Linked DNA regions of Homo sapiens: region 1 is linked to region 2. The links are chromatin contacts, found by Hi-C or POLR2A ChIA-PET in ENCODE. All regions are on one chromosome and are shown on one strand. The core of a region is the stretch at or near the end of the contact, and the rest is flanking DNA. Distances in the headings are between cores, read along the strand shown. Region 1 overlaps TANK-AS1 (TANK antisense RNA 1). Region 2 has its middle 96 kb from the start of TANK-AS1.

What was found. A loop is a pair of places that touch in the nucleus more often than their neighbours do. ChIA-PET counts read pairs that join two places held with the same protein, here RNA polymerase II (POLR2A). Pooled maps may share reads with other maps.
Region 1: a loop to region 2 is called in a pooled map, with 2.7 times the contacts of the local background. The contact joins two enhancer-like sites. A Hi-C loop is called at or near these places in 9 of 168 maps with a recorded cell type or tissue (B cell, CD14-positive monocyte, CD4-positive, alpha-beta T cell and 5 more), 23 of 37 single-sample maps with no recorded cell type and 20 of 50 pooled maps. POLR2A ChIA-PET finds 5 or more read pairs at or near these places in 12 of 52 experiments (CD4-positive, alpha-beta memory T cell, GM12878, Panc1 and 7 more).

Annotation. Positions count from the first base shown.
Region 1 is chr2:161,122,522-161,125,345 of GRCh38, forward strand. All of the region lies in intron 2 of TANK-AS1 (TANK antisense RNA 1), which reads right to left. Among named protein-coding and RNA genes, the nearest start is that of TANK-AS1, 36 kb to the right of the region's middle. Within about 2 kb of position 1,315, at least 22 of the 41 ENCODE cell types and tissues checked have a DNase peak (open chromatin) inside an H3K27ac peak, as active enhancers do.
Region 2 is chr2:161,062,448-161,065,147 of GRCh38, forward strand. No RefSeq gene overlaps it. Among named protein-coding and RNA genes, the nearest start is that of TANK-AS1, 96 kb to the right of the region's middle. Within about 2 kb of position 1,369, at least 3 of the 41 ENCODE cell types and tissues checked have a DNase peak (open chromatin) inside an H3K27ac peak, as active enhancers do.

The DNA of each region.
Region 1 (2,824 bases), core at 65-2,564, 60 kb after region 2:
AACAAATAACTACCATCCATTAACAGTGTTGTTTTATTTTTTAAAAGCACATGTTAATACCAAAACATAACTAGGAGGGAACTAATCTCATAATAAAAAGCAGTTCCTTAAAAGTGAATAAATTTAGCTTTATAGGAAAAATCACTACACTAGCCTTATCCTTCTCATTTCACCTAGTCTGATAAAAACTTCATCATAAACAATAGTCCATACACTCCACTTTAGGTACTACTGTAGGCTTAAGTAACAGGAGGAACTTTTGATAGCAAGTAATATTTTCTTCATCAATAACTAAGACTAGGGTCTTTGTGCAGGGAATGAATCTGGTTTGAAAATCAGTACCAACCTAAACCACTTCCAGGTTTATCATCCTTTCCATGCTCTCTGCAGTAGACACGAGCTGTTCCTAGAAGGCTGATTTCTATTTGCCCCATCCCAGCTTCCTTCTCCTACCTGTTGGTCCATATTGATAGGTTCTATGATATCCTAGTTATGACAATCCTCTTTCCTCTGTATTGAGGAAATGCCAGCCCTAAACAAGAGAACTTTGTTTTATCAGTTTTTCCAGAATATGAATGTTTGATTCCCACCAAGTTGCCACTGATTACTTTACATGGTATGGGCTGCATTTATGAGCAGCCCACACAGGATAAGTATCCAGAAAAGAAACAAGTTCCTGAGTCGCTGTCAGGATTTAATTCTGTAATCACTTTTAAGAAGTTGTGTTGGATTTGTAGAGAAGGCAAAACTCTGTTTTCCTATGCTTTGAAACTGGCTTCAATGACAATAAAGAAGAAACCAAAGAAAATGCTTTTGAAATTAGAGAAATAAAAACTTCTGAAATCTTTACGAGTAGGCAAGCTGTGAAAGCAGTGGCAGGGTGCTTCCTGCTGAGTCATGAAATGGAATGATTCATAGTCAAGCAATTCAAGGCCACAGACAACAGAACTCAAGCAAGGGAGTAGCAGGAATCAAGCCCAGATTGTAAATCCAGGATTGGAAACATAATTGAAATCAGGAGTAAAGCAGAAATATCACAGGAACACAGGCTGTTTGAGTCTGGTGGACATGCCAAAATTAGGAAAATGGTAGAACAGAATTAGGTCATTATTTGAGGATCGGGAACACAGACCAGAGATAGATGGATGCTAAGTGAAGCCCCTTGATTCAGGCTTCCTGGGAAAGAAGGCCTAAGAGACCTTAAGTAGATCTCTTGGAAATCTTTGTCAGCCCTACCTACAAAATTACTCCCATTTACCCAGTCTATCCACTCGCCTGTCTGGGAGCCACCCTGAAAGAATGATGAATGTCTCTGAGACTAATTCTACACACCAAACTGGTCCAACCACATTGACTGAAGCAATAGTTTGAGAAAACAAGTCCACAAATCAAACCTTCTTGTTCTGTCTATAGATATAACCTGAATCTAAACTTTGAGTTTAAATTGTCTCAGTAGTAAAATTACTGATGCATATAGCAGTATATACAGGCTTTTTTCTGTTGCTTCTGATTTTCATCAGAAACCCTAGAACAGAGAAGATTAAGAACACACATTATGAATTTAAGAAGCCACCCAAACAGCTGATCTAGAAATTCAAATAGCACAGATAAAAGGCAGTGGTGAGAAAAGAAATTAAGTGCTTTCTGCATATATCATGCTTAGTTCATCCAATGCTATGGGCTAAAGTGAGTCCCACCAAATTCGTGTGTTCAAGCCCTAACCCCCCTAACCTCAGAAAATGTTTTGGGAGATAGAACTTTTAAAGAGATGATCAAGTTAAAATGGGGCCACTAGGATAGGCTATAATCTAATCAGACTGGTGTGCTTATAAGAGGAAATTTAGCCACACACAGTCACAAGGGACCTGCCTGTACAGGGGAACCACCCTGTGAAGGAGAAGAAGAGAATAGCTAACTGCAGGCCAAGGAGACAGGCCTGGAATGGGTTTGTTCCTCAAGGCCTTTAGAGGGAATCAACCTTGCCAGCAATTTAATTTTGAACCTCCAGCCTCTAGAACTGTGAGAAAATAAATTTCTGTTGTTTAGGCCCGCTGATCAGTGGCATTTTGTTATGGCAGCTCTAGCAGATAGCACATCAAATAAACTGGTTAATGGAAGGGGAAAAAAATTCTGCTACTTATAAGTTTAAGTGCTCTATATCTTATAGCTGCACAAACTTTCTGAACCATACCCCTAACAAATTTTAAATTAACCTAAAAAGTCAATTTAGAATTCTGTGTCTTTTATAAAGTTTTAACATCTTTCAAGAAGAGGAAATAAACTTTCATTATCTTCAAATGTTCTTTCACATAAAGTCTGAAGTTTGTAGCCTGTTCCTACATCTTATCATGTCAGAAATAGAAACAATTTTTCTTCCTACATAAAGTAAACTTTCCTCATTAACATAAACATATGTTCAGACAAGAGCATATTCAGGGTTTTACCATGTTTCAGTGGATAGAAAATAAGAGAATACTCTGAGAGCTCATTAAGATGGTTTGATACTATTTGTCGAAAGTTTCAAGAGAGAATGTTGATTAAAATACAGGGAGTCAGTTAAAGTCCTCTCCTCAGCCTCTTGGGGTAATTTATCACCTTCAATCATCTTAAAGTTTAATAGCCAATAACAGTATAATAGTTCTCATTCATGAGGTAGTTATATTTTAACTGGGGTCAAAGCATTATATTACAAATAAAGATCTAACCTATTTCAGACATCATTCAAGGAAGATTTGAGGAGCCCCAAGATGTTGGTGGGGACTACACCTGTAAAGACATTTTATAGTTAACATCTGCTTCACTGACCTTCATATAATGTAAGTAA
Region 2 (2,700 bases), core at 119-2,618:
GCCCAATGTCCCCCTTCTTATATTTCTTGGCTTTGGTTGGTTTTGTTTGTTTCTTGTGGGTTTTTTTTTTTTTTTTTTTTTTTGCCATTTTCTTTTCTCCTTTAAAATAACAGACATGGTAATTCATTTGTGATGCACTGAGAATCTTAATCTGGCACCAGCATTACTGGTAAGTTGCTTCCTTTCAGCATGAGATAGGACAGCTTACACTTGCTACAATGTATAAGACAGCCATTTTCATGCTTATACACAATAACAAGCTAAAGCTCACATTTTTTAACGTAACATCTGTGTTGCTTTCTCAGAAAAACAAGTAAAAACATGATGGTTTATTTTGGATGTGGAGGAGAAAGAATTCCAACAAACCACCATAGCAAAACACCCCAGTTAGCTTAAATGTTTTGGAGGATTTGGGGTGGGGAGAGGGGAGTACAGAAGAGAAATAATTACCTGTTTATTATCTCAGAGTCAAATTATAACAATTCACTAACTGAATCCAAGAATCACTGAATTCTAATTGACCTAGGATGCTGGGCAATGAAAAAAGGCTGGGACTGCTAAATTCAATGTTATGAGAGTATATCGTAATTTGTCATATTGTCCTTTTTCTTCCTTAATTTTCTAATAAGAACCCCTCTAGTTGAGCAATTTCTTTAGGGCCACTTAATGTTCTCATATAGGGGGCTTGGCTGTTGCAGAGTTTCTTGGTCAATGGGAGACTGATTGTACAAGCCAGCCCCAGAAGTCTGGACCTCCCTTGCTCTGCACTCATTTACCATGTGGTGTTACACAAGCGAAAGAGCAGCCAAGTCTCTCATTTAGAGCTAACTTTCATAGCCAAACAAAAGACAAATCTCCTATTAATCAAGAGCTGCACAGTCTTTGAGTTGAAGATGGTAACAGCTGTGCCAATACAAAGGAAAATATTTTCTGCATTATCTGCTTAATGTAAAGGCTGTGTAACATCTGTGCACAGGGCCGATTGCTAGAGTGCACTGCATTTTTAGCAAGGCAGCCAGAACTTCCAACAGGAATATGCCATTCAACCGGCAAATGCAGCAGAGCTCTTACATCATCTCGAATTTTCCCAAGAAGCTGACATTTTCAAATATGTAAGAGGCGCACCTTCAGCCCTTTCTACTTGTCACTTTTGATGTTTTGATTCTGGCTGCAAAAATCACAATTGCTATGATCTCCCTTCACTTTGGCTTGCCTGTTCTCAGCATTACTAGCTTTAAGGCTGCCAGACAGAAAGCTGTTGACTTTCCCTCTGAGACAGACAATGGCTTAACATGTAATCACTGGCCCCTCTTCTTCCCAACTCGATGTTTATTGCTAGCCTGTTGGCACACCCCCCAGACTGACTGTACCGGTTCTTAGTCTGAAAAGCATTCATCAGTCTTCACATTTCCAAGAGAAATGCCCCCTCTTGTGGTGTTTGCTGAATACTGCAGTCCTCGCTTCCAGCAAGAGAGCTGTGACACCCCACTTCCCACATAGACATGTGAGGAGACTAGGAACTCCAGTCCACCCAGTATTGAAAATTTTTAGCTTTTTGCTGTGACAGCTGAATCCTCTCTAACTGCATCAGGCTTTCAGATATAGATTGAACCGTATGAAAGTGCCAACAGTCAACCATTTTTGACCAATAAAGCAGCAATTTCATATAGTTCAATGTAAGCTAGGGAGGGAACTTCTTAGCTGAGCCCTGTGAATGGCAGCCAAGAGTGGAAATCTTTTCTACTCTAGTAACTACATTGAGGCACAATAAGGTAGAAAGGCAGTTCAGTATATTATCTCTATAATAAATAAACGTTTTTCAAGCCCTATATGCTAGACACTTTGCCAAGTTATGAACATAACCTTGTTAAGTTTCTTGTTCAATTGGCAGTTGATCATAAGGGCAAACTTAGAAATTTGGACGTTCTAGATTTGTCATTTGTTTATTAGGGACCATTGGTAAAATAAATGGCAAAATTATTTCTACCCCAGCACAAGCAGCTAGTTCTCTGAACAGTTTACTGGTCTCAATGCAAATAAATGTAAAATGGGGTGCTGTAGTTCCATCTGTAGATGTAATTATTTTGTAAGTATCCTATTTGTTTTTAATATGAGACAATAAATAGTGTGATTATGTCAAGTAATCTTTTTCAGCAATGTCAATTCATCATGCTAGCAAATTCTAAAAATAAAATTTTAATTATGTAATATTTAATATCACTGATGTCAAATGGGAACATCTGTAACCTCATATCAGAGACTCTTTATAATAAATAAATAGTTCCTAGAAATCAATAAGAAAAATCAACAACTCAGTATTGCAAAGAATGTTATTAGATGATTCACACATTTTTTAAAAAATGGTTTTAAACACAGGAAAGATGGTTGACTTCACCCAAAATTAGAGCTATGAAAACTAAACTGACATCAAAATATTATATTTACCTTTCAGCCTGGCAAAATTTAAAACTTTGTTCACACCCTCTTGGCAAAGTTATGAAGAAACAGGCACTCATAACATTTCTACTCTAAGTATAAATTGACACACTTCCTAGAAAGTACAATTTAACAAATTAACCACATCACAAATACATATACTACCAATGCAGAGCATTTCCAAGATAAATTATTTGGAGAAAAAAATAAAGGTATGGAACCATATGCATAATATGGTACTTTTTAGTTACAGCGGAGAGAGGA